Regions from separate parts of the Mus musculus genome. Here regions 2, 3, 4, 5, 6 and 7 are each linked to region 1. A link is a loop called in an ENCODE intact Hi-C map of the cell type or tissue named here. Cell type or tissue: left cerebral cortex. All regions are shown on one strand. Region 1 holds the start of Rgma (repulsive guidance molecule family member A). Region 2 has its middle 17 kb from the start of Gm20083. Region 3 has its middle 37 kb from the start of Gm20083. Region 4 has its middle 76 kb from the start of Gm6567. Region 5 has its middle 24 kb from the start of Gm20083. Region 6 overlaps Gm20083 (a long non-coding RNA gene). Region 7 has its middle 65 kb from the start of Gm6567.

Region 1 (4,000 bases):
ACCTGTTTCATTGTCTACCCTGCACACTTTAAGGCAGGATGAGATTCTGCAGCCGTGTACGGTTTTTAAAATGTGCTTGAACCTAATTCATTTAGCAAGGCTGTTGCAGAAAAGAGCACTTTAGACCCGTGGTTCCCAACCTTCCTAACTCTGTGGCCCTTTAATATGCTACAGTGACCTCCCAACCATAAAATCATTTTTGTTGCTACTTCATCACTGTAATTTAGCTACTGTTATGAACTGTAATGTAAATATGTAACATGCAGGATATCTGATATGTGACCCCTGTGGAAAGGTCATTCAATCCCCAAGGGGGTTGAGACCCACGGGCTTTAGACTCAGCACTATGGCCACGCCCCTACACATCTCTGGAATCCTTTCTTCCCAGGAAATGAAAATGCCAGCCTGCTTCCTGGTAGCAGTGAGCATCCTGGCTTCATCATGCCCTGTCCTGGTGTCAGGGATGCGCAGTTTCCACTTCTTTAATTTTGAACCTGGGCTGCCGAAGACTGCTGTAGAGCAGGCTCAGGAATCACATTCAGTAGGAACCTCCATGCCGCATTTCCTTCTGTATCCACCTACATCCCGGGCAGGCAGCAATGAAAGTCAGATATGCTCCCTTTATAAGATTCCAAGCTGGTCTAGGAACCCTTCTGTCATGTTATTAAACAAATATGTGAGAGTGGAGAGACAGAGCCAAGACAGGACAGCAGGGGTAGGATGGACAGATGAGCCACACGTGTATTAGGAGTGATAGATAGCGCCAGCCTTTATCTGCGAAGGAAATGAAGGGGCAGAGTTTTGGGGGAAAAAAGGAGATTTGGAACTTGGAATGTGGCCCAGCTGCTAAAGTGCTTGCCCGGCACCCAAAAAGCCTTGGGTTTGATTCCCAACAATGCATGTATTAGATGAGATAGGAGAATCAGAAGTTCAAGGTCATTTTTGGCTCCATAGACAAGTAAATAACAGCCTGGGACACATAAGACCTACGAGAAAAGAGCAAAGAAAGAGGCCGGATCCCTGCTTACTACCACTGAAGCCCAGAGGAGCCTCTCGGAGAAAGCGCTTTATCACAGGCAGAAAGCCAGGATGCCCTCCAAGGAGCCGGAGCGCCCTTCACACAGAGAACTCATTCCCTGCTAGTATCCGCAGGCCTGGAAGGTGGCAGCAAATCCAGCCATTAAAGAACGTGCAGCCTGCCCGCCGGGATGCGTGGGTGCCCCACCCAGAGCCTTTGTCCAACTGCTGCCATCCTGCCTGTCAGTCATTCCGGGAAGTAGGCCTGCCTGAACAGCAGAAATTCTTCCCCTTGTGTGTGTGAAAAAAACAAAAAACAAAAAACAAAACAAAACCAACCAAACAAACAAACAAAAAAACCAAGAGGCCATTTGGGGGTACACTGTTCCCTTTCAGTGGAGATGGCATGACGCTCTTTCCCGTTCTTCAGTTACCCTAAGAGCACACTTTAGCATCTAATCTCTTTTCTAAGAGTCAGGGCTTAACATTAACTTCACAAATCACTATATAGGTACAGATGAACTAGAGAGTAGTAAAGTGACCGTGACAGGCTTGCCAGATCCCTGGACCAGATGCCTAGGGACAAAGGCAGGTGACCGTTTACTTTATTTTTGCTAGAAGAACCCAAAACTACACAGAAGGGAATGGCAGTCCTGGAGGTGATATCCTGCCACTAATACAATTCGTCATTCGGTCCTGAGAGCTAAGCTCCGGGCAGCGGGTGCTCAAGCCCCGCTTACAGGATGGCCTGAGCACTAGAGAAACAGTCTTTCTGGACACGTTGGCTAGTTCCCATCTCTCCATCTCCTCATATAGGGGAACTTTGAGAACGCCCAACTTCATGGCTTGTGAGGAAGGTACAGATCACCATTTCCGCTAGATGGCGATATTTCCCCTAATCCATCCGCTTCAAGACACCCAATTTATAAAATAAATACAATCCAACGCCTTCCGAAACCACACCACATAATAACAGCACACAGGCTCCCATTAAAGTTCCAGTCTCAGGAAACTGACTCCCTCGTCGAGAAAATCTAATGCAACTACTCTAGTAAGATGCAATCAAGAGTTGCATCCAAGTGTCATTCATATTTGCACCGGTCCCCCAATACACCTGTCCCTCTACCCCTAGTTAACACTCAGGGATGAGCCATGGCTCAAGTCAGGCGCTGAGTCCTCGTGGTGCCTTGCCTTCCTCTTAGGAACGTCGGACCTTTTGGGACCCTTGCCCCTTAGCCACCACCCCAAGTCTAGCACACCGGACGCTCCTAAGCAAGGGTCACTCACACTGTACAATGTACAATGCCGACGGCCCCGGGGCAGGTGCGTTCATTTCCAGCTTCTGCAACCCGGGCCTGGGTTAAGTGAGAGAATCCGGTTTCACCGTGGGTCAGCGGGGTGATCAGATCTGTCAAGAGCTCTGTGGGTCAGGGGGGCTCTCGCCTCCGGAAGAGGTGGCCGCGCAGGAGAGAGAGCTCCAGGCGGTACACAGTGGGTGGGACAGGCGCCGGGTCTGCCCAGCCACGCGCAGCGCCTACTGCCCTCATGGCAGCATCTTAGGGGGCTGGGGGAAAAGAAAAAACACCAAACCACAAAACTTTCCTGCTGCCAAGTGCGAAGGCGAGTCATCCGAGGCAAAACCCTAAGTGTGTGAGATGAGACACCGGGTTGGGGGAGCCACTAATCAGTGAGGCGGCGGAGCGCAAGTGTCCGCAGCGCCTTGGGGACCTCAGGACCCCGTGCCCCCGCTGTCCGCGCTTACCTTGGCGGCTGCATGAGCCCCTCCAGCCCGCGGGGGGTTGGCGCTGGCGGGGCTGCGCGCGAAGACTAGGTGTAGGGCGGTCGCTCGTGGGCCCCTGGGTGAGGTGGGAGGGGCCCGGCTGGCGCTGGTCCCCGCAGCTCAGCGGACTCAGTAGCGACCCGGGGCGCTCCGCCTGCTCCCCGGCTGCATGCCTGCGAGCGCCTGGAGGAGCGAGCCTCAGGAGCGGCCGGCTGGCCAGTGCTTCCCGGGCGCAGGGCTCGGGCGGCGTAGCTTGCAGTTCCGAGACGCCTGCAGAGTAGGGCGGCCCGGGCTAACCTGCTGCCTCGCCCGGCCTGTCGCCGCCACCGCCACCGCTGAGCGCGGCGTCGCGAGGTTCGTTTGCGCGCGGCAGGGAGGGGGCGGGCCGGGCACCCCGGGAGCGGGCGGGGGGGCGAGCGCGGGCGGAGCGGAGCAGAGGGAGGGGGAGGGGTGGGGTCTGGGCTCCAAAGGCCCCGCCCCGCCGCGGTCCCACCCTTGCTGATCCGCGCTAGTGGGTGTGTGAGGACGTAGGGGGTGAGCCTGCAGAAAGCGCACACTCTCCCTGCGGGCTCGCGATCCCAGGGTTCGAGCAGCAAGTGCAGCGACCCTCCCTTCCGCTAACGCATCCAACTTTCTTAACCCTGAGCCAGGTGGCTTGGAGTCCACGTTTTCAACCTGGGAGCCTACGGTGGTTAGAGGTTTCCAATCGTGGATAAATATTGACATCTGCCGAAAGTCACCTTTGTTCTATAGGGATTTTACTCCTATTTAGAATCTTATTGGAAAAAATAAATAATATGTATATTGCATGCACAGTGCGCGAATACACGCAGTCTGGAGTAAACAGACTGTCTTGTACTCCCCCACCCCTCCCTCTGCAGTCCAGCTCAGAGGTAACCTCCGGTCACAGCGTCTTCCTCCCCCGCCCCGCACCCTTCTCGCATAGATTGCCAGAGGAAACTCCGGGCTTCTCAAAAGGATTCTTCATGCAGCTCACGCACACAGTGGAGAGCACAGCCAGCCGCCAGCAGCTCATCTCCAGGGTCTCACCCCAACACCACGTATAGGTCTGAAACCCTAGCTGGGGTGTGAAGTCAGCCGGGACACACAGCTCACACTCAAATTATCACTGAACAGTTAGCGCTGCCAGGATATTTTATACAGGGGTTACGACCCGATCTTCTCTTAATCTGAACCAAGCGC
Region 2 (4,000 bases), 180 kb after region 1:
ATTTATCTCCTATCACTTACACTATTAAATCCCACAAGGAATTGCTAAACCGATCTGTGCTGAAATCCAATCGGTAAAACTTAATTCGCTCACGTATGAATTTAACAGGTAATTCTGACAAGCACACTAATAGTAGCACTCACGTCTAAGCGACCAAGCAAGAGTTGGATGCCATGACATGAGCAAGAAAACTCACACAATACCTCGAAGCATTGACACAAAAATGTCCAAACTTTATTGACAGATACAAAGGGAGATTCAGATGATGGGACACATCCTACATGTCACTTGCAGGATGCAATGATGTAAGCCTGCTAATGAGCTTCATAAGTCTTAGTCTGAAATTCCCAGGGTAATTGTGTATGTGTGTGTGTGTGTGTGTGTGTGTGTGTGTGTGTGTGTGTGTGTGTGTGAGAGAGAGAGAGAGAGAGAGAGAGAGGGAGAGAGCACTAAATAAAAACGATTCTACAGTCAATGGGAGTAATAATTATTGGCTATGAAATGTATAAGAGCACACTAATAAAATAGTCGGGATGGGGCTGTAGCTTAGTTGGTAGAGTGCTTGCCGAGCAAGCTTGAAGCCCTGGGCTGGATTCCTAAGCATCACATAAAACCAGGTATAGTGGCACATGCCTGTAATCCCAGCACTTGGGAGGCTATTTTCAAGCTACATAGTGAGTTCAAGGCCAGTTGTCAAAACCGAAACAGTAACCTCCTGGACTTGTGGCGGGGCTGACTGGTCTGCTGGACCATAGTCTGCCTTCCAGAACTCGGTGGACAACCAAGTGGTCATCACACAATGCATCTTTCCAAACGGCATCGGCTCTTGGGGAGGGGAACTCAAATGAAAGCCTCTTCTCACTTCAAACACCAAAATAAACTCCAGATGGAGTCGTAATTGAAATGCAAAAATATTCTGCTATGTTTGTAATTAAGCAAATGCAAATTAAAAATAAAATGTCACCCCTCCTCCTGCCCTGGTATATTAGCAAAGGTCTGAAAAGGCTTTTGATTTGGGCAGCGACGATAGAAAGGGAACCCCCCCCCCCCTCCTGGAGACCTTGCCAGGGACTGAAAATGATTTTGAACTTCTGGAGAGCAGTACTTGGTAAAAAGCTCAAATAAGTTCACATCATTGTCCTATTCCATGTTCGGCATCAGACACACTGGTGTGGAGGCAAAAATTTACTCATCACTGTTTTTTATTCCAGTCATTTACAACAAAGTGGATCTAATAATTGGGAGGTTGTTAATCATCACATGGTTTTTAGATGAAATATTATGGAGCCAACAAATAAAACATTTTTAAAAACTATTTAATGATACTAAGATTCTTAAGAGACAATGTTAAATAAGGAAAGTATATATTATACTTGGGTACAAATATATGTCATAATTTGGATTAAAATATATAAAATTACAAAGCATTACAAATAAGCATAGGAAAACACCAATAGTGCTACATAGGGCAAAGTTATAGGATTTATGTATATATTTTCCCCAAAATTAATTAATTAATTAATTAATTAATTAATTTTGACAGAAGGTCTCACTGTGTAGACCTTGCTGTCCTGGAACTTGCTGTGTAGAGCAGTTTGCCCTCCAGTTCACAGACAGCTGCCTGCCTCTGTAGTCTCAGCTCTCTGCACCACTGTGCCTGCTATTTCTCAAATTTTCTACATTGAAAACGAAGTACTTTGGTGAACAGAAAAAGAATTATTATTATTTTTTAAAAAGCACCATCAAAGGAAACAATAAAAAAAAGTTAGAGTTTAAAAATGGAAACTAAAAACAATGAAGAAAGAACTGCTAACTCTTCAGGGATGGGCATGGACTTCGAAGGCAATAAAGGTATACCCTGCACAGTGGTGAGTGTCAAAAAGTATGTACGGACATGGCAAACATGTAAGAGATACCTGAGAATGAAAAGACGAACACGTCGTGCCCAGTTTCATGAAGAATACAGGCAGAGAAGATGGATGGATCTACAGCAGTTCACACTGAGGCCAGAGATCTTTTCGAGTGTCTTCTTTGGTGGTGGTCTAGGGACTTGGCTCACAGCAAACATTACTTTGTGAAAGCAATTACAGTACCTACTGAACAAGGAGTACTACTGCTAAGGGAGGCAAAATTTGCCACCCTGGTTTATTTCTGTGGGTTTTGTGGCTTTGGAAAGCCCTGCCGTGACATTCGGTTATAAAGCCAAGAAGAGCAGGAACCAGGGCCTTTGCTGCCTGGCAGGAAAGTGAGGTTCCCATGGGCTTGTCTAACACCTGCTGATAAACAATGCTGGCTGCACCTGGCTCCTGGTGCAACAGGCTCATTGTGAAAGCCCTCGTGGGTGGCAGTGGCTGGGAGAAACGGCAGCTGTGATATGTGCTTGCTGTGCTCCTCAATGCCAGGTCTGAATCATCCTTTGGAAGTCATTGCCACCCATGAGATCGTATAAGCGATAAAGAAGTCTAAGTTTAGGAGAACCACCAGCTGAAATGCTGCTGCTGGGAAGCTCTATGCCATTTTGATGGTCAGAGGCCCCGCCATTCTCCTAGCAACACATGAACCAATGGGCAATGCTTTGAATGGAATCAAATATGACTTCCAAGGTAAAGATTGCCAACCCATACTGGGATTTTGACTTTTCTTTTCTTTTCTCTTCTCTTCTTTCCCTTTCTTTTCTTTTCTTTTCTTTTCTTTTCTTTTCTTTTCTTTTCTTATTATGGTGACAAAGGCAACTTCAGGAAGGAAGGTTTTATTTTAGCTTATTGTTCCAGTTTACAGTCCATCAAAGAGATGACTTATACTTTGCAGAATGCTGGGGTCATGTGACATCCACAGCCAAGAAACAGTGAATGATAAATGACTGTGATCGACTCATTTTCTTCTTTTCATGTAGTCTGAGTTCCCAGCCTAGGGAATAGTGCCACCCACAGCGGGCTGGCCTTCCTGCCTCAGTTAACTTAATCAAGATAACTGCCCATAGGCATGCCCTGGGGGCATTTCTCCTAGAGATTCTAGAGCTTGTCCAGGAATAATTAATACTAATGACCACAGACTTCAAAACATAATCTCCTCTGTAGCTGTGATTGGTTCTCCACACTCGTGTGTTGGGTGTACCTTGTTCAGATGCTTGGTGTAAAGAGAATAGAGATGACACCATATTCATAGCTGGATAAGGTCCATAGATGACCTCCAGTTACCTCTGGGCAGTGCTGCCCTGAAGATCTCTGGCAAATCCACCGAGAAGCCTTGTTTGCTTAAGATGTCCACTATTTAGTATCTATTATATCAGTATAGATACTCAAGGGCATTGCAGGCTCTTCAGAGCCAGAACAACACTTAAACAAATAGCAGCTAGTGTGCTTATGAGCTTCAGATGACCTGGGCTCAAATCCTCGCTCTACTGTTGACCAGCTGTGTGGTGGCAGCATGCCGTCTAACTTCCACTACTCCTTGGTTTCTTTTTCTGTGTCGTGGGTGATCATTGGAGTGTAGGCACAGATGCTTTTGATCAGGATAACCAGAGACTTCTTACCATGAAGCTTAAAGGAGAGAACACATGGGGGAGAACAAGGGGCGTCTATAGTGTTCTAATGTCCCATCCCAACAATGGCATGTGGGAATAGTCGGGGTTGCATCTCCTCTGAAGAGAGGTGGGTGAGCTCTGCCAGCCTTCACCTCCCCAGGGCTGGGTCAGCATGCTTGGGTACCTCTTTCTGGCTTTTTCTGGTTTCTGAGAGTTGAAGTCAGGTTCCTGTGCTTGCAAGGCAAACAGAGTCATTTCCCAAGCCCCATTTGGCCATCATTGGAATAAAAGTGAAGGGGGGAAGAGTCTGTTTAGGATTACATTAACCTCTACTTTATTCTCTGGAAACTTAGTAAAGTTTGACCTCCGTGCCTCCCACATGACTCTGAGGGGTTTAATTCTTTGCTACGGCCTCGAATCTTGGTTACTTCCACTCACGGGCACCTTGCCTACCTCCCTGTCCCCTGTCACTTACAG
Region 3 (4,000 bases), 230 kb after region 1:
GGATTTTGTTTTTAAGCTAGAGTTGGATGACTCCATAGGACATAGCCTTAGGATTATAATCACTCTGATGAAATACTATGAACAACAGCAACATGGAAAGGGACCATTCCATTCACCTTATACTTTCAGGTAGGCAGCTACCCAAGCAGGGCAAGAATATAGAGGCCAGACCCGTAAGGCAGGGACATGGAGGATAGCTGCTTGCTGGCTTGCCCTTTATGGCTTCCTCAGCCTGCTTTCTTACAGAACTCAGAACCACCTGCCCAAAGGTGGTACCCCCTACCTTGACTGGGCCTACCCATGTCAGTCATCAGTCAAGAAAATGCCTACAGGCAATCTGGAGGAGGCATTTTCTCCTTTGACATTCCTCCTCGAGGATGTGTCTAGGCCCCTGTCAAGTTGTCGAAACCCAACCAGAAACATGAAAGATTCAGATGGGTAAAGGATATTGCTATAAATTGCTCATATCATTTTTATGGTTTTTCAGCTTAAGACTACTTTGTATATATGTTTTTACCTGCATGTATGTTCATATGTGTACCATGTTTGGGCAGTGATCTCAAAAGTCAGAATATGGACATCTGAGTTCCTGGAACTGGGGTTATAGGCTGTGGTGAACCTCCACATGTGTGCTAGGAACTAAGAGCAGCAAGTGCTTTTAACCAAGGAGCCATGTCTCCAGCCTTTGGGTTTGGGTTTTGTCTAGAGGGACAGTGACGTCTGCTCACCATTGTACAGTGTGTCCAGAGCTGAGTAAAGAGGGTGGGATGGTGGGACACGAGTAACTCACTGCTTACCTGGTTCAATGCTAGAGAAGAAACACCTACTGTCTGACGTAGACCCGAGGTTGCAGGAGGAGGGAGATAGCTGGGCAGAGACGATGGGTGTGAGCTCACGGACTCTGAGCCGCTCCACAGGAGGAATGCAGCTGCTGCATTTACTAGGCGCTGTCTCTCACCAATGAATTTTCAGTGCAAGTACATTTTATATAAGAGGTCAAGATGTGTGCAAAATGTAGAACTGGCTGGAAATGGTTTCTGGAGTACAGAATCTGTATCCCAAGACAACTGTAAGGAATCTTTGTAAGCTCTCGGTGTAAGCTGTGTGTTGCCATGGACATAAATGAGATGAAGTGGTTGGGAAAGTCCTGGGGTTATATGCAGGGACAGGAGTGGCAGGACGGGGTGACAAGTAGTTGACTAATTACTGCAGACTGTACAGACTGGACCTTCAGCACCCTATGGTGGAGGCTGAAAGTCCAAGATTTTGACTTTCAGGGGGGAGGGGGATTGGGCTTTCTCTCTTGGCTTAGCAATGGCTGCCTTCTTGCACACCCTAGCACACACAGCCTTTCCTCTGGGCACACACGCATCCCTTCGTGCTTCATATTCTTTTTTTCTGGGACATATCCCTGCTCCATTAGAGACCCACAGGAATACCCTCATTTAACTTAAATTATTATTATTTTAAATGCTCTTGTCTCTAGTATAGCCACCTTGGGGAAGCAGGGCTTGAACCTATGGCTCTCCTGAGGACACATCTCAACTCTAAGAGGTTTCTGAATGGTTGTCTGCACAAAGGTTTTTCTATTGTGTGCTAATATTTCCCCTGATTTGTGGCAAAGTAAGCAGGCTAAGCCATCTGCTCTTTATTCAGCTGGGCTTGATTCACCCCTTCCTTCTTCCCACTCCTCCACTTCCAATGGCACATTTCCTCTGCCCATTTCTTTCTGCCAAAATTCAAATCTGCAGCACACACCAGAAGTTAGCCTGGGCTTGTGCAAACTCTCACCATGTCATCCTCATACTGCAGGGTATATATTAGAGAACATACACACACACACACACACACACACACACACACACACACACACACACATTTATGCATAGAAAAGACGTACACACATACACAGACATACGTAGACATTCACAAACAATATGCACAGATACACATAGGCATATACACACATACACAGACATACGTAGACATTCACAAACAACAAATATGCACAGATACACATAGGCATATACACACATACACAGACATACATAAGCACAGTAAGACATGTAACTTAGCTCTTTGGTTGTTAATGGTTCCCCCTTTAGGCACTAGCGTCGGAGCACACACACAGATCGGCCTGCAGGTTGATACTTGTGGGTATTAACATACTATTTAGAAGCTTTAGAGGACAGGGAGAGAGTCACTTGGCCTCTTTACCCAAGTATCACACATCTTTAAAAAGTCAACATATAATATCTGACCTGATGACTCTCATTTGGGCTTGCCTATCTGCAGGATCCCTAGAGTCCATGTCTTATGGAAACAGAGACTTCAGTAGACCATAAAGTGATTGCAATGGAAAAGCTTTATTGAGGAAGGTAGCATGCGTTTACGGCTTTGATGGGCTACCAAAACCTAGCAAATAATTATTTACAAGTTAGATGGCGGTATCTACCAGAGATCATTTTATCCAACATAAATGGAAGTGATAGGCTGCAGGCCTGTTGGTCCCCAGGGGGACATCATCCTCTGGTGAGTCAGGAAGCAGTAGTCATAGCAGGAGTGTCTCACCTGTGCTCAACGTTGCAAAGCAAGAGCCACAGATGCAGGGTGGTGGGCCGCAGTGGGCATTCCTTATACACGAATGAGGAGGGTAAAGATGAGCTAGCTCATGGCTTTTCTGTGTGTTTGCTTTTGGGGGAAGGGTAGTCACTTTTTCCTGGGCTTCCCTAAAATAGTAGGGGTGGGGGTTCTGGCATACACACCACGGCCTGTTATTCGTGATGTGGTCACAGTTTCCACACAGCATCTCTGTGCTCTTAGAAAGACAGACAGCTGTTAGCTTGCCATGAACATCACTAATCCGGGCCTTGGAGAGGAGTGGGGGATCCTTGAGGAGGGTTTTGGAAGACTGCAAAGCTGTGCAGGGGAGAAGAGGGCAAGTGAAGCACGCTGTCCGCTGCACTCTGAACCTATATGCCCAGCCTCTTCTCTTCTTGCCTTATGCATCGTGGAGCAGCTTTAAATGGTGCCCCTGTATTGTTCCAGCCCCCACCCCTCCCCACACACTTTGTGACTGTAATTGCATACTCCAGGCAGTCTGCTTTATAAAGACAAAAGGTTTATTTTAGCTCATAGTTCTGAACATATGAAGCAGAGGGACCTCATTTGGTGATGGTATTAGAGGCACATGGGACAGAGCAAGAAACGGGAGTGTGTGTGTGTGTGTGTGTGTGTGTCGAAAGAACGCCCACATGTGTTCTTTTGACTGCTTAGCAATTATCAGAGCTCTCCCCTCATCTAATTTTAATTAGATAACGACCTTCCAAAGAGTCCACCTCTCTGTTCTGTGGCCAGCGAGGTTTCCACCTTCTCAGTACCTCTGTAGGAGATTAACGAGTACCCAGAGGCATTCTCGGAGCCCTCCTTGACCTGGGGCATCTGGGGTCAGAAGTTCACTAGTTCCTGAGATTCCAGTTCCCAAGTCCCGGATGGGATGCTCCACCACATTGCTTCCTGGGACCCTGTGGAGGAGTTCTGTTGCCACAAGGCCACTTGTACCTTGGCCTTGGCAGTCACCTGTTAAGGTGACTTTTTTGACTATTTCCTTATTAGTGAGCATTTTGTGCAGGATTGTTGGCCTGCTGCTACAGAGCTCAGGGAGACCTTGGCGCACTTAACATACCAGTTTGCTAAGAAAAAAAAAACTTTCTTTTTTCTTCACTTTTAAGTTTAATGACAGATGCATTTGTTCTCCTCAGGGGTCTGAGTCTTTGTGCATTTTCCATTTAGTTGAGATCACTCTAGCATTTTACCAGGCTGAAGCCCAGCACTATGACAGTTGAGCTAGCCTGGGCCCCTTACGGGCCAGTGCATGGCTTTTATTAGCATTTTTGAAATGCTGAAGGGAGTTGCGAACATTCTCCTTTTTGAGAAGCTTTGAGGCCTCAGACTTGCAGGGTGGGAAGGAGGCCTTCAGTTCCCTTTGAAGTTGCTCTGC
Region 4 (4,000 bases), 350 kb after region 1:
GAAGAGATTAAGGACTCAAATAGATCATCTTTCTGATAGGGATCCTTTTTAAGGAAATAATTTATTTATGTGATAGATGGATTCCTCTGAGGTCATATGCAAGTGAAGTGCTTCATTCTCGAGACACAGTGTCTGTTGACTCCCCCTCTCTCAACATTCTAGGTGTTTCTCACACCATTCACGCTACAGCATTCACAACTCTAGGTGGAAAACAAGTATTTGTGTGGTTATTTTGTGTCAGATTTCCCCATGACTTCCCATTCCCATGTCTGCATTCTTTCACTAATTAAGAAATTCATTTCCCAAACCGTGTTTTGCTTGTGTTTTGTAATTTTGTGCTCTGTTCACTCTTCAGCAGTAAAATTGTTGACTGAATTTGTTTCCTTTTTACTTGAGCAACAGATGAAGTCTACTGAAAGACAGAGGTTTTTAAAAGTAAATATTCACAATTAATAGAAACAGTGCTCAAAAGAGAAAAGTGTAAAATGTTCTGGGAACTTTACACAGAACAGAGCTTGTTTAGAGAATTAAAAGTTTAAGGTCCAAGGTAAGAAATACATTCAGTATTGGAAGGTTGAATGGGAGTTGACCAGGAAGATAAATGATGGACAGAGACTAGGAAAGATTATAAAGCACAGGTTGTGTGCTGTGTCAGAAGTACGGGATGAAAGATGAATAGGTGGAGATGATGGGACCACGTCCTTTCAACCATGGTGAGCTCCCTGGGAAAGAACTCAGCCCTTCTCTTTCCTGGTGTCTGTTAACATATCTGGTATACAGTCTCTTATCAGAATCCACTAAACACAAGAAAAAACAACCTGCAGATTTTATGCTGTAAGTTTATAAACATACACATAACATGGTTAGAATAGAATTCCTGGGGAGGATGTTTGGTCCTGTGGCAACTGGGCAATGCTTTGTTAAGAACCGTTCCAGGAAGGTAGAAGTAGGGGGGAGGATTCTGACATATGTGGGGGGTAAATGTAATAGAATCTAATAGACCAAGCATAATGAAATGTGGTGTATGGCAGAGTTGCATGCACTATATCTTGGGCAGTGCTGGACACAGAATGATCCTTCATGGTGTGTGTCACTAATACCTCATTTAGCATGTCACTTTGAAGGTGTCAGGGGTAAGAATCATCAGAGGAGAGATGTCCGAGAAGAGCCTCTACTTCCCTCAGTCATCTTGAGGGCATATCTCTTGGGACACTAGTTACTGGTTTCTAACCTGCCTCTCTTTTCATCTCTTGTAACTGACCAGTGTGTGTCTGAGGTGTACAAAGTCTCTCTGCCTTTCAGGTCCTCCACTCTGAACTTCAATGATAGATACTAAGCTAACCCCTTGGCCATCTCTAGATTCTGTTGACAACTTACTCTTATCAAGCTAATTGCTCAAGCTTTCCCCACACAAGAACGGGGAGTGTGACTCTTTCAGCCTTTTGATGATGAAGTTGGCAATTACTTTTCATTCCAGAGAGAAGAGGAAGCTCTATCTTAACACCAAAGCCCCATCTATACAGCCTGTTAAAAACAGGATTTACATAAGTTTATTAATATGCATTTCTACCAAATTAGTTTTAGAGAACTATTCTTATATATTGTTAATTTGGGGGGAATGAACTAAATTTTAGCATGCACAGTGCAGAGAAAAGCAAACAACAAATTCTTTAAAGAGCAACTTTGCCGTGAGATTTGCATTCTAAATCTCCCAAGAAAAAGCTCTGGCAGCAATTCACACTGTCTTCATATTTTTCGTTGTGCCAATATATTTTTTCAACTTTTATTCTAAAAGGAATGTACTTAGTGCATTGCTTAAATGCAGGGTGGTTTCTGGTTTTATTGCTCAACAGCTCCTCCTTACGCATTGGCTAGCATAGCTCCATTGTTCAAAAAAAAAATGATGAGGCTTCACGTAGTACATTTCTCAACGAAGAGAATTATCTAGGAAGGCACAGGGCCTGGTGAGATCTGCTCTTGACTTCCTAGTCTTCTATGTCCTTTTGAAAGATTCTTTATTTCTCATGCTTTGGTCTGTAAAGTTGCTTTTCCAGAATTGATGTGCATTATAGGTGAGGGAATGTATTAAAAGTACCAGCATGTATGAAATTCTTAAACAGAAACCGAAGGCTATGTTTCAAGCACCTCCCTTCAGTGCACACCAGACCATTCCCTTGTCTTTATTCTCTGTTAATGCACAAAGAGCTTAATTCACTCAGTCCCTCTGGCTCAAAGTATATTTCAACCCAAGTCTTTTTTGTTATTGGGTAGACGTGGATGCTGGAATCTGGGAAAGATCAAAAATTTTGAGGATTTTAGTTCAACTCTACAAGCACATAGGCCTGACTCTGAAGGAAGAGTGATGGGAAAGTGGATGGACACACCCTGTTCACTATTAGCCAACCTAGACAGAGCCAGGCTTTTCAATTTTGCTTTCGTATCCACCCTACAAGGAGGTTGTGCTCTTTCGGTTTAAAGATGAGTTAACACAAGGTCTGAGAAATTCAGAAACTATGAGTTCTTTGATAACGCCTGACCTAGGGGTTGCCACCCTTTCTAATTTGTTTTCTTGTGGATGGTGTGCTGAGCAAAGGCAGCCAGAGGTACAGGGTGTTCTGCAGGCAGTCCCAGGTCATAGTGGAATCTGGGTGGGAAACAAAGTATTCTGCCGTGCCCAAGTACAGCACAGTAAACTTACAACAGGTTTCTGTGTATAGGGCTCATCTGTGAGTGTAACAACATGCATTATAATTAGAGTAAGTAGAAAAGACTGATTCTTAGCTATGCCACCTTGGGCTACCTTGGGCATGATAATCTATTTTTATTATTTGAAAGATAGAATGGTCCTTTGTATTATACTTTAATGCAAAATTCCATGAAAATTCTTTAGCTGAAAATACCAAATTGGCTATTTTTTTTTTTTTACACAAGCAACACTAGACAGTATAAACCCAATTCAATATATCTACTATCTATATATTAGGTCATTAAACCTGCCCAGAAATTAATAAATATTTAATAATCAACTCATAAGTGATAAAGAACTTATAAAGACTTTATCAATCATTATTAATTTAAAAACATTGACCTTTAGGTTGTTGTAAAAATAATGATGTTCAAGAAAAAAAAAAAGACAAATGCATAGCACAGAGAAAGGAATGAAGTGGGAGGGGGATAAAAATGGAGACTCGGGCTGGAGAGATGTCTTAGTGGTTAAGAGCACTGACTGCTCTTCCAGAGGTCCTGAGTTCAATTCCGAGCAACCACATGGTGGCTCACAACCATCTGTAATGGGATCTGATGTCCTCTTCTGGTGTGTCTGAAGATAGTGACAGTGTACCCACATATATGAAATAAATATGGCCAGAGAGAGCTGGACTGGAAAAAGAAAGTTGGGAATCCATATGGTGTTCTTCATTTTCGGGGCACTTAGGTGCAGGTGGGAGGCGGTACATCAAACTCTTTTTCAATTTGAGAACTGTTATCTTGTTTTCTGATCCACTTTTTCGAGACAAGAAAGAATGACTCTCTTAGCCTCTTTCTAGTATGAGTGTTAGTAACTGCAGGAGACTTAAAACATATCACATCAATATGTAATGGATTTTTATTTTTGATAAATTATGTTGTCCAAAGAATGATTTGTCTACCCAAGAAATTAATTTCTTCAAAGGGCATCAGATCCAAGATATCAGTGTTAATATGAGTTGCAGGTAGATTTGCTTGTCTACACTGAGCACTAGGGTTTGTTGAAAGAGTAAATGGTTATAATAATTCTACTGAAAATAGTGTATGTAATATTCAAGTGCCTATTTTGTTGTGGGATATTGTAGAGCATTCTTCTACCATGTTGGAGAGGGGGTGATGTTCTGACAGCAGAAGCAAGAACAAAGCTAGAGTAAATGCTCATGGGGGTCACACAGACTGTCCCAACTGAGGAAGGAAGTATTACCTGACTAAAGAAAGGGCATTGATATTCTATGATATATGCCCTTCCTCCTTC
Region 5 (4,000 bases), 220 kb after region 1:
CAGTTGTATGCCGGAGAGAGAACCCGTTTAGGAAGTTTCCTCTGTTAAGGAAGGCGAATGCTGCAGCAGTCTTGGTGTAGTGCTGAAGGCCTGGGAAGTGACCAGAAATGCTCTAGTCGTCAGTCAGTCCAGGCTGAAAGGAGACGCTTTGTGCTGATGCTTGTGAGGGATGTGAGCAGAACCAAGAGGAAGCCAAGGCAGGCAAGCAAACAGGGCTGGTTTCCCAACTCTATTTATAGCCGAGTTAATGCCATCTCTGGAGGAAAGTCGTCCCTCATCTAAGCCCTCCTCAGCATTCCCTCATTGATCCACCCAGGGGTGACTGTCTTAGTTGATTCAAGATCCAATCAAATTGGCAATCAAGATTAACCCACACAATGTGGCAATGTGTGGATGCGTCCAGGGTGGTGTGTGTGTGTGTGTGTGTGTGTGTGTGTGTGTGTGTGTGTGAGTGATGATAAGGCCGGTCCTTAAGGACACAGTGACATCTGGTTGATTTATCTTGGTTACAAGGACACTAGAGGGAGAAAAGATCCAGGCCAGGAATTCTCAAGACAGCAAACTAAGTCTCACTCTACCTGTAAGTCTGACATTTGCCTGTCACCAGAGAATGTCCACGTTCGCGCAGGATGCTTCTCCAACTTAGGTCCCCTCTTTATTCATTCCCACGAGTGATTGACCTGCAGGTCTGTGTGTGTGCCGCCTGCATGCCTGGTCCCCACAGAGACCAGAAGAGGGAGCTGCGTTTCCTGGAGCTGGAGCTATGGGTGATTGGGAGCTACCCTGTGAGTCCTGGGAACTGAAGCTGGGTCCTCGGCAAGAGCAGCTCTTGTATCTGTGTAGTCCACAGGAGTGCAGGAGTCCGTGGAAATCAGAAAAGGGTGTGAGAGTCCCTGGAACTGGAGTTTCAGGTGGTTGTGAATCTTCCTGTGGGAACTGAATCCAGGCCCTCTGCAAGAGCAGTAATTGCTTTTGATAGCCGGCAAGTCATCTCTCAGCCCCAGTTTTACAGCGCTGCCTCAGAAACTACACTTGGGGGCTGGAGTGATGGCTTTAGTGACTAAGAGCACTGGCTGCTTTTCCAGGGGACCTGAGTTCAATCCCCAGGACCCACATGGTGGTCCACAACCGTCTGTAACTCCTCCAAGAGGATCTGATTCCCTCTTGTGATCTTTGTGGAGGTCATAGATACAGGCCAAACATCCATACACACAGAATAATAAAATAATTTTTAAAAAAAGATGGGAAAATCCACATTTGCCTCTAGTGCCACTTAGGCAGTATTTTCCTTCCTTCCTTCCTTCCTTCCTTCCTTCCTTCCTTCCTTCCTTCCTCTCTCTCTCTCTCTCTCTCTCTCTCTCTCTCTCTCTTTCTCTCTCTCTCTCTCTCTGGTTTTTTGAGACAGGGTTTTTCTGTGTAGCCCTGGCTGTCCTGGAACTCACTCTGTAGACCAGGCTGGCCTCGAACTCAGAAATCTGCCTGCCTCTGCCTCTCAAGTGCTGGGATTAAAGGCGTGCACCACCATGCCCACCTCAGTATTTTTCTCAAACTTCACTGTGAACTCAAAATTTCCTCTTATTTCAGCATAATACACTTTCGACCTTAACCTGCTCTACTCAACGATTGAAGTTATCTAGCATTTCAGGAAAGTGCTAAAATGTCAAGTTAATCTGTTTAGTCACTGCACATAGCTGGGTTCAAACGCATGCATTGCTGATGCAGAGCTATGCAGCTATAGTTCTCTGAACCTCAGGCCCTAAAGCAGAAAATAGACAATAGTAAAGCTCACCCTGGGTCCCCAGAAGTATTGAAATTCTAAGCTTTAGCTGTCCTTGAATTCACTCTATAGATCAGGCTAGCCTTGAACTCATAGAGACCCACCTGCCTCTGCCTCCCAAGTGCTAGAATTAAAGGCACGGGCCACCATGCCTGCCTGCAATGTCTGCTATAAACAAAGTCCTAAGCAACCTGAATTTATTCTTTCTTGGAAGAAGAAAACTTGCTAAATGTGAAAAAGCATCAGGAGCAGAAGCTCTGCAATGGATGAATCTTGACATAAATCGCCAGGCTCTGTGTATAAGCAGTGGCCTCTGCTTTCATCAGGCAATTAGACAAATGGGCACGAGTCCTATGCTTAACAAGTGCATGTATCTATCTCAAGAAAACCACGGAACTTCACAAATACCCAGCATCCTGAGTTATGTGTGAACAATTTTGTTGGACTGGTCATGTTTTTAGACTTTAACAAAATTGCTACTCCCGGGTGCATACACACTTCTGTGTGTGCAGAGGCAAGTGTGAACACCTACACACCAAAGCTAAAGGATCTAGCCAAAGCTAAACAGTATCTGGGCATTGTTCCTCAGGTGCCATCAGCCTTGTCTTTTTGTTGTTTGTTTGTTTGGTTGGTTGGTTGGTTGGTTGGCTTTGAAGTGAGGCCCCTCCATGGATGGGAGGACACCACACCTGGCTGTTTAGGTGGGAATGGGGATTTAAATGCAAGCTTCCATGCTTGCGTGGCAAGCAGTATATCCCTGAATTATCTCCCTAGCCCCCAAATGTTATTTCTAAAGAGTCTAATGTGCTTGCTGGGAACTTAAAACTGCTCGAAAAAGGAGTCTATTAACAAAGCATACTTCGAGTAGCGGAGTGCCTGTGATTAATGGAGCAGTTTGTGTGAGACTCTTCTAAATTCAGGTCCAGTGAGTTCCAGGAATCAAACATTGAAAATTAGATTATTCAGATTTCCCCCATCTTTGTTAATTATCGGATTTAAAAATCGCACTGTGATTTAATTAGGTGTGGGAATAAAACCCACAGCCCTTACTCTGTTCAAGGATGATAAATTCTTAATACTGAGACCAAATTAAGATTCTGTGTTCTTAATTTCTTTGCTATGACCCCCCATTGACTCACTTAACCACCTTAGTAGGTACTCAAATCTCCTCAAATTGTTCTCGTATGGATAGTTGCTAAGTGCGTGTACAAGATGGGAGATATTGTGTGTGTGTGCGTGTGACTAGATCTCTTTGTAGTTTTCTCCTAATGTGGGAGCACTGAGTAATTCCCAGGTTTCTGTTTTTTACTAGTCATTGGGCTCCTTTAAGTAGTTTCCTGAGGATAAGTTTGGCTCAAGAGTGGGTTGGTGTGTGTGCCATTTCACTAAAGGAGAGCTCCTGCTTAGGTCTGCGTTGACGTCAGACATATTTTAACTATGGATGTGGAGTGGAGTGGGTGACTAGGGTACCCAAGGGGACAGCTGGGAGCCTTGGGTGAGGCCAAGAAAGGTAGATGCTATCGTCTGACTATGGAACGTCCTCCAGAGATTTGTGTATTGAATGCATGTCTCCTGTGCATCCATGGTTCAAGATGATGAGGGCTTTCTCCTGACCCTGTCTCTCAATAGATTCATGTGGATGGGCTTAGGAGATAGTGAACGCTATAGGAGGTAGTTTTTTTTTTTATTAAAAATGATTTTTATTATTTTTTTATGTGCTTTGGTGTTTGGCCTGCACGTGTGTGGACATGAAGGTGTCATATCCCTGGAAACCGGAGTTAAAGACAGTTGTGAGCTGTGGTGTGGGTGCTGGGAATTGAACCCAGGTCCTCTGGAAGAGTAGCCAACGTTCTTATCTGTTGAGTCAAGGAGACAGATCTTGATGGGAGGAAGTAGATTCATGGGAATTTGCTCTGGGAGGCTCTGTCTTTTCCCTTAATCTCCTTTTTTTTTTTTCTCCTCTGTCTGCTTCCTGAATATCATGAGGTGAGCAACTTTATTCTGTGACATGTTCCCTGCCACATAATGCTCTATGAATGGAACCTTCTGTCACTTAGATGGGTTTTCCTCTTGTGTTGTTCCATCACAGTGATTAGTAGCTGGCTAACACAGAGGGGGAGAATATTAAAGAAAGAAGTGAGAAGTGGATGTATTTAAAATGAGAAGAAAGTATATAGATGTATATAGAAAGTATATAGATGTATATAGAAAGCATATAGATGT
Region 6 (4,000 bases), 180 kb after region 1:
TTTTCACTTCATATTTGTCTGGAAGCTGCCAGGACAAAGGGCATGTGGTGTTTTTCTGGAACAGATGCTTGAGAGGGCACGTGATGTTTGGAAAGAGAATAAGATTAACCCAACAGACAGTGGTCAATGCTGTGTGGCATTGGTTTGCCTTACCTTCTTTGCTCATCATTGTTTGTCATGACTTCATGGAAAGAAATGCACCAAAGAACTTCTTGTGATAATCAGTGGCTTCTTGCAGCTTCGGTGGCCTCAGGCTGATTGGCAGAGCCTTGCAGTTTCTTCTGGCTCGAATTGCTGTTACTGATTGGTGAACGGTGTTTGTGAGTAGATCCAGCTACCACTGCTGATACTGACAGTGAAGATTGGAATCGCCCTACAGAACACATCCCCCTTTGCCCCATTAAGTTTTTCTTTCTACTACCTCTGGTGGGTGGTAGGCTACACGGGAATCTAAAGCTTTCAAGAACTCACAGGGCCCCCAATGGAGGAGCTAGAGAAAGTACCCAAGGAGCTAAAATGGTCTTCAACCCTATGGGTGGAACAACAATATGAACTAACCAGTACCCCCAGAGCTCGTGTCTCTAGCTGCATATGTAGCAGAAGATGGCCTAGTTGGCCATCATTGGAAAGAGAGGGCCCTTGGTCTTGCAAACTTTATATGACTCAGTATAGGGGAATACCAGGGCCAAGAAGTGGGAGTGGGTGGGTAGGGGAGTGGGGGGAGGGTCTGGAGGACTTTTGGGTTAGCATCTGAAATGTAAATGAAGAAATACCTAATTTTAAAAAGTCAAAAAAAAAATAAAGTAGGTTTTGAAAAATATAAGCCTACAAATGTCAAAAAATGTGAACTTTGTGCACCATGAAATATGGTTAAGATATTTTTTTCTGATTCTTATAAAATTTAAAAGCCATTTAATTATACTACAAAAGCATGGAGCAGCAGGCTGGATGTGAGCCTCTGGCTGCAGTGGGCTAGCCCTGCCTACTCTGCACCACATAGTCACTTATCAGACAGACACTTGGGAGTGGAAGAAAGGGTCCAAGAGTGAGTGTCAGTGAAGAGGGGCAAATGGAAAGCTGTTAAGGTAGAGGTCCATGTGCCTCCTTTCCCTGGGAGCATTTGCTGAGATTTACATAAAACCTCTACAGACAAATTAGCATGCACAGCCCTTATTCGGACAGGCCTTAATCAAGTATCCATTTCCTTAGACAAATCACATGCCCCTCTTGGCCTCTCTCGCTGTGTGTTCATGAGTGCGCACGTTCATACATTTGTGTGTCAAAAAAGGTCTAAGTCATCATCAAGGTTTTCTCCGACACTAAAGATAGAAACATGATTTTTCGGGCAACATTTTCCCCGCTCATGCTTTTTCCTTTTTTTCTTGCTCTGTTTCCTTTTCACAGAATCTGTGTGTCATCTTCTCCCTCACACTCTCTAGACAGTTGTCTGTTTGTCTGTCTGCCTGTCTATTTGCAGTGGAGATCTGAGTTTGTAGAATGACTTCTCTAAATCCCAATATCCTGCTTGATGAACTCTCTCCTTTACCTCGTCCTCTAAATTTGACTCGACATCTCTAAAGATGCTCTGCTTCAAAGGTCATAGAGTACTGGTGTTTAAAAACATCCCAGGGGGGTGGGTGGGGGAAAAGAAAACAATCAAAATATCTAGGAGAGGAAAATAAGCTAGCAACATGTGAAGGATATACCATTTCTTTGTGTTGACTTGTAAACCTATGTGCTTCAGCTATCTGGTGAAGAGAGTCTTTTCAAGTTTCTTTTCCTTTTCCTCTCTCTCTCTCTCTCTCTCTCTCTCTCTCTCTCTCTCTCTCTCTCTCCCTCTCTCTAGAGGCAAGTGTAATGTTTTTATGCCCTTCCTTTCTTTCTAGGACAAAAAAATTAAGAGGAACTCATTTTTATTGAGATTAATGCAATCTCTTCTCCTCTTATTGGCAACATGAGGTTTCAGCAGATCTCCGATCTCATGCTGAATGAAAAGTATGGCCCAACAATGGAGGCAGAGGCTGGGGGCTTGAACCCAATTTGGATTAGCATGCACAGCAGCAGGCGTTCTGAAGTGAATGGCAACCAGTGTTTGGAGCTGACCAGTGTTTGGTGCTTAGCGTCAGCCCCTGAGGACTGAGGCTATTGTTCTGCTCTGATCCCAGGAGGCTGAGCCTCACAATCAGATGCTCAAAGGTGACAGGCCTGCATCAAGCTGTCAGCCAGGTGGCAGCGACAAGCTACCAGGCAAAAGTCAGGGCAGACACTGAGCTGGGAATCTTAGGGAGAACTGAATTATTAAGCTCTGTATCCTCCGCAAGTCTCAATTTCTCCTAAAAGCTTGCACAAATCATGTTTGTGTCTCAATGCCTTACCAGCCTAGAGAACAGTGGGACGACACATTTATGCATCTGCTGGCTTCTTTTTGGGTAATCGCTGAACCTTAGCACTTTCTGTTTCCTGTCCCTCCTCATCAGTCTCCCTAACATTTTTTAAGGGTAATTGACACATGTGCTCACACTCATGTTTTCCTACTTCCACCCCAGCATCTTACTTTGCTACTTAGGTGGGCAGTCCTATCGACTCCTAGCGCTCCCTGGAATTTCTATGCAAATAGCTGCATGGTCTCCAATGCTCTATTTCCAGTGGGTTCAACGTGGTGTGGGGCTGTAGGAGACAGTGAGCCATGCTCAGTTTCCCTGGGTTTCCCATCTTTCTCAGAGACACTGTGATCGCCTTACCTCACCTTCAGTTGAACAAAAGTCTGAGTGCATATGTTAACATTCGAAGTTGCTAGGCAAAGGCCAGCATGATGGCCCAGTGGGTAAAGGTGCTTGTTGTACAAGCCTGATGAACTAGACTTTATCCTTGTAAAGGTAGACAGAGAGAATCAACTCGGCAAAGTTGTCCTCTAATCTCCACATGTGTATCACGTGTATCCTGACATGTGTACTCTCAACACACACACACACACACACACACACACACACACACACAAACATATTTTCTAGGTAATTCCTGGACCTAACCTACACCCCCCACTTGCCCAGAGCCCTCATCCATCTCACTCACTGGTCTGTATTTCCAGTGGGTTCAATGTGATATGGGGCTCTAGGAAACAGTGAGCCATGCAGTTGTGAATCACAGGGCTCATGAGAAAGCTTCTGTGAATGACATGAAACATGATTCAATAATGGGAGGAGCCTGTGACTGGTGATTGAGTTGTATGCCTGGCGATTAAGCACTTGCTGTATGACTAGTGATTGAGCTCTTGCTGTATACGAAGCCCTGGACTGTGCTGAGCGTTTTGTGCCTTGTGTTGGGGAATCCAGGAATGAACCTATTTTGAGACAGGAAGCCTTAAAGAAGAGAACAAGCATACGTGTGAAAGTTCCAGAAACAAGAGGCACATCCAGGCAGGACTAGTATCTTAGGTAGCTCTGTGCTTGCCAGGAACTTCACCCAGAGACCAGAATATGACAGCTCTTCAGCATGTCCAATCCTTGCTATAACTTGATGTTACTTTCTCAAGCTGTTGTTCCCAACTGTCACAGAGGTTAACAGGAGCCAGGGCCAAATCCTAAGAGAAGACTGACAAAGCATAGGAGAGAGAGCCCAGGTAGATGTTCCCAACACACTCTCGTGATACTGGACAGTGGCCTCTGCTGCTCCCACATAGCTCATGGCCACAAAGGGAAATTAAAACTGCTCTAAGCAGGGCTGTTCATGAGTTGTGATGCTCAATAGCTTGGGTGGGTTACATGCATTTAACCTGTGATACTTGCAGTGTGATTTATCAGCATGTAACCATTGCAAGTTGAAAAAAATTTGTGCTGCCAGTTCCCAAAAGAAGGACAAGAAGGACTATCTGTGGGCTGGGGTTTCAGATTGAGACTTTGAAGGGAGAGAGAGAGAGAGAGAGAGAGAGAGAGAGAGAGTGAGTCTATTAGGTAGAGAGGAGGAAGATGGAAGCCAGCATCTCACGAAAGATGGGAGTCCT
Region 7 (4,000 bases), 340 kb after region 1:
AGGACCTGGGACATCCAAATGAACCTTGGGCTTCAACACTATGTGGGCAGTGGACCACAGATCACAAAGTGACTTCCAGGGGCAGAATGGATCATAGAGGTCTTTTGAGGAAGTCAAATCCAGAAAATGAACCATTTTTCATCTTGGCTATCTGGTCATTGCTCAGAACCAGGGCGATTGTACAGTGGGGGCACCATATTTGAGGTCTGAGTCTATGCAAGCTCCAGGCTGCACATCACTCTGTCTGCCCTACTCAGCGACATGCTCTCCTGTCCACTGCAGCCATCTCTCACACCTGTCATTGCTGTCATGTCTCTACCTCCATCTCTCTCCACTGAGTAGACACCACTCATTTCCTCTAGCTCTTTCATCTTTCCATCACATACTCATTTGTTGAAATGCCATCAGAAACTGCAGTCTCTCTCTCTCTCTCTCTCTATATATATATATATATATATGTATATATATATATATATATATATACCCTCAAGCAGATTTACATGCAAATATTCATTGCAATAAACTGCTGGGCTGGTTCAAGGTTTCTGGTTTCTGAAGCACCATAAATACATAACCATTACTGAACCTAGGCTCACATACCCTGCTGTTGCATAGAGTCAGGCTGATGCTGTTGCTAGGCAGGGCATCTGGGGATAAGCAAATTTTAAATAAATGACTACAAATTTGAGAGATAGGAAGTACTTTGTGAATATTGTCTTTAAAAGAGATCATGTGACTCTTCCTGGGTTTACCTGGTTTTCATCTCCACTGGGCCATTCTACTGGGACATGGTCTCTTCAGAGGACCAAGCATTAAATAACAATAAAGGTGCTGAGCCTTAGAGATTGCTTGTTAGATGGGATGCGTCTGGATGCAGCTGAGTGTGTTATACACAGAAGTCAGGAAACATAAAAGATCAAATACAAATCAGGATGTCTAATGAACAAAAACCTGTCTTCAGACATACAGCGAGGAGCAGGTCAAAGGGGAATGGGGTTAACATACCCAGGACAAGGCAAGAGGAGGAAGAGCTGCATGCTTGGAAATGTGTAATTCGGTATGAGAGTAGTGTCTAATTCTGTATAAGGATAATGGTTTAGACACAGTTTCAAAGCAACACGGGTCCCAGCTCCTTCGACTCCTGGGCATCACACTTTGTGACTCCTTAACTTTATTCTATGGACCAGGCACAAGGCCTTTGACAGAGAGAGGCAATCCAACACACACCGGACCTGCTGAGCACATGGGCAGGGGACCGACGATGCGTGTACCTTGTCCTTCAGTTATGATAAGCCTTAAGGTATAGCAGGGAGCAGCCAGCCAGACCTGAGGGGAAACCACGTGGCTAAGCAACTTGACCCTGGAAGCTCCCCGTCTTTTTCTAGGCTAAAAGCTGAGGAGCTTTGAGTTGTGAGGAAAAGACCCACAGATCTGTAACTCCAATACCTAGGAATTCGACTGTTTTCCCCACACCTCTCTTCTCACTTCCACGTTCTAGGCTTTCACTGTTTCCCAAGCCAATAGCGTTCACCGTAGCAGTAATTTTGACTCAGGGTGGTGCTAGGGTTGGTGTAGGGCTTGACCCCAACCCTCAAGTGTGGGCTTTGACTGATGGGGGGGACTTTTCTGCCCTGGTCGCCATCACACGGCTTCCAGACAGGTCTCTTGGGTGGATGCTTCCTATGTAGCAGAGAGTGCTTCAAAGGGAGACACAATAAATTATGCCGGGGGCTCCCAACCCCAGCTGCCAAGGGCAGAGTCACAAGCCGCAGGCCTTGTTCTTTTAGAAGAATTCTGAGTCTCCCGGGTAAGGTTTCCTGTAAGTGTGGGTGTTCAGATGGCTTGTTTTGGTGATGTTTTTTGATACATGCAACTACTTCCAGAGGCTCAGAAATGACAGAGCCCTGCCAGCAAATCTTCACACTCGAGTAAATAATAGCACAAACGACTCCCGCAGCCCAGCAGTCGTTCTTTATGCTTGCATTCTCCAACGCCCTTTCCTCAGTCTCCAGTTCCAAGCTTGTTGAAGTTTCAGCAGGGAGGCGCTAGGCACAAAAATGTTCCAGAGTCGGCTTGGCTGAGGGCGACCCGCCCATGCAAGGACAGGGAATTCCAAGATAAACAGGCCGCGTTATCGCTCCAGACTTTGTTGGCACAGGGTACGGGTTTCCAGCCCCAGAACATATTTTGTGTGGATAATGGACAAGCAGTTACTGCGTAAACACATGAGGAGCTTGCAGGTGTTGTGTTCCTCGGTGTTTGCCAACCAGATGTTCTTCTGTGGGGCTTGCCTTTTGGCCCCCTCTGTGCCTGGAGCTGAAGCGAAATGTCACTCTTTTTCTCTCTGTCGGCGAAATAAAGCAATGTTCTTATGGGAGATGCCCCAAAATAAGAATAAGCTCTAGTTTTCTCCTGCAAATGATTCATGTGTTTGTGTGTGTTGTCTTTCCTTCTCTAGTCTCTCTCTCTCTCTCTCTCTCTCTTCCCTCCCTCCCCCCTCCCTCCCTCCCTCCCTCCCTTCCTCCCTCCCTCCTTCCCTCCCTCCCTTCCTCCCTCCCTCCTTCCCTCCCTCCCTCTTTCCTCCCCCCTCCCTCCCCCCCTTCCTCCCTTCATTTTTTCTCTCATGACACTTAGGGCAAGATGCTCCTATTAAATTAAGCATGTACATCTTCCCCATCTTCCCTTTTGTGAAGGAACCACTCTAGACTCCTTGGAAAGTTTCAGAGGTGACTTTAGATCTCCTGTGCTTTGGATTGGCTTAAGATGCAGCAGGTGTCCCACACAAGGTTTTAAAACAGGGTCAAAGGGTGAGCGCATGAGAGCCATGTCTGGTCAGCAAGTTTTCTCTCTTTGTGGCTAAGCCCGAGATACATCAGGGATCAGTCAGGAGAAGGCTGTGTGCCTTACAGTGCCGGGAAGGCTGAAGGAGGCAGAGTCACGAATGGACTTGCTCTTAGAAACTGAAATGTCATCAGAAACGACTGTGAAGTTCTCTCTCATGTGTCATTAACCTAGAAAGGTTCAATCTGGCTTTCATGGAAGGAGGCTTGGCCTGAGCTCTGGCTCAGAGCAGAGGCTCATGAAAACCGGTTGCAATTAAACCTCAAAAGTCCCTCAGGTAACATAAAGTGGGCCTCACTCCTCTACTCTACCTTCCACACTGAGTTAGCCTTGGGCAACTGGGCCTCAGCAGCTGGGTCTTCAGGTTCATCCTTGTCACTATGATCAGGACAAGGCAGCTGCAGCTGCCCTGGCTCTCGGCTTCTTCTTCAACTGACTACACAAGGAGGCAACCTCCAAGCCTCCAAGAGGTTAAAGGTTGATCATGGAAAATACAAAAAAAGTGGGGGTAGGGTTGGAGTGTGGAAGAGATCAAGCTGTACACTCAATTATGTAGTACTTGGAAAAGCACTTGAGGGTTAAGACCTTATTTGTTATTTTATTTGATCCTGGCTAACAACACCTTTTGTGATTATAAATTGCCATGGTTTCTAAAATACTTCCAAGAGCAAAATGTAGGAGGCAGGGAAATTAAGCTCTCTTTGCTGGTAAGTTCTGTGGGTCATATTGAGTTTATGTAACTGACCCAGTCATTTGCCAATCAGTTGCAAAGACAATCTGACTTGAAACTTTTAAGACCAATTCCAAAGCAGTTCCCAGAAACTCAAGGGGTTAATGGACTAGGAGGCACTGTTGATGTTTTATGGATAAGATTACCAAACATGGATTAATTAACTAACTGCAGTATTTTGGAGTGGAATGTGTCAAATTTTGTGAAGTCCATTATTTTGCATGCAAGACAATGGTGGACCATCACACACCGGAGGTGCACTTGAATTTCCCATCTATTGATGGTGGCACCTCTCACTGCCTAGTGATTCCCTTTGGAAGAAATTTATCTGTTCTCCTTCTCAAAGAGAGTTGTATGAACAGGCTTCAAAGGTTGACTCTAGATTGGCATGGAAGAGGATGCTCCTGGAATTAGTTCTGACACATGCAG

What was found. Hi-C counts contacts between places; a loop is a spot of excess contacts. Peaks named below come from ENCODE experiments on the same cell type or tissue, not always from the same donor. Only the 100,000 strongest peaks of a DNase experiment are listed, where the experiment ranks them.
Region 2: a loop joins it to region 1, with 2.2 times the contacts of the local background. A loop is called at or near these places in 5 of 42 quality-filtered maps.
Region 3: it touches region 1 in a loop (2.6-fold over the local background); 15 of 42 quality-filtered maps call a loop at or near these places.
Region 4: a loop joins it to region 1, with 6 times the contacts of the local background. A loop is called at or near these places in 14 of 42 quality-filtered maps.
Region 5: a loop joins it to region 1, with 3 times the contacts of the local background. A loop is called at or near these places in 7 of 42 quality-filtered maps.
Region 6: a loop joins it to region 1, with 3 times the contacts of the local background. A loop is called at or near these places in 6 of 42 quality-filtered maps.
Region 7: it touches region 1 in a loop (3-fold over the local background); 14 of 42 quality-filtered maps call a loop at or near these places.

The regions. Positions count from the first base shown.
Region 1 is chr7:73,374,668-73,378,667 of GRCm38, reverse strand. It overlaps Rgma (repulsive guidance molecule family member A), which reads right to left and starts at 3,148. Exons shown (of 4, transcript NM_177740.5): 1 at 2,780-3,148. The coding sequence starts at 2,793. It overlaps A730056A06Rik (RIKEN cDNA A730056A06 gene), which reads left to right and starts at 2,894. Exons shown (of 2, transcript NR_040325.1): 1 at 2,894-3,151. In left cerebral cortex, a CTCF peak has its summit at 1,892 (motif pointing right); DNase peaks (open chromatin) are centred at 2,553, 3,108, 3,297, 3,718 and 3 more places; H3K4me3 peaks cover 3,558 bases; H3K27ac peaks cover 3,406 bases.
Region 2 is chr7:73,198,466-73,202,465 of GRCm38, reverse strand. No RefSeq gene overlaps it. Among named protein-coding and RNA genes, the nearest start is that of Gm20083, 17 kb to the right of the region's middle. In left cerebral cortex, no CTCF peak of the experiment used is centred here; DNase peaks (open chromatin) are centred at 859 and 2,368.
Region 3 is chr7:73,145,128-73,149,127 of GRCm38, reverse strand. No RefSeq gene overlaps it. Among named protein-coding and RNA genes, the nearest start is that of Gm20083, 37 kb to the left of the region's middle. In left cerebral cortex, no CTCF peak of the experiment used is centred here; a DNase peak (open chromatin) is centred at 1,700.
Region 4 is chr7:73,023,704-73,027,703 of GRCm38, reverse strand. No RefSeq gene overlaps it. Among named protein-coding and RNA genes, the nearest start is that of Gm6567, 76 kb to the left of the region's middle. In left cerebral cortex, a CTCF peak has its summit at 1,858; a DNase peak (open chromatin) is centred at 1,844.
Region 5 is chr7:73,157,910-73,161,909 of GRCm38, reverse strand. No RefSeq gene overlaps it. Among named protein-coding and RNA genes, the nearest start is that of Gm20083, 24 kb to the left of the region's middle. In left cerebral cortex, no CTCF peak of the experiment used is centred here; a DNase peak (open chromatin) is centred at 2,219.
Region 6 is chr7:73,190,222-73,194,221 of GRCm38, reverse strand. Gm20083 (a long non-coding RNA gene) reads right to left here. Exons shown (of 3, transcript XR_882223.2): 3 at 1,790-4,000. Among named protein-coding and RNA genes, the nearest start is that of Gm20083, 8.3 kb to the right of the region's middle. In left cerebral cortex, no CTCF peak of the experiment used is centred here; a DNase peak (open chromatin) is centred at 2,086; H3K27ac peaks cover 850 bases.
Region 7 is chr7:73,035,103-73,039,102 of GRCm38, reverse strand. No RefSeq gene overlaps it. Among named protein-coding and RNA genes, the nearest start is that of Gm6567, 65 kb to the left of the region's middle. In left cerebral cortex, a CTCF peak has its summit at 2,052; a DNase peak (open chromatin) is centred at 2,077.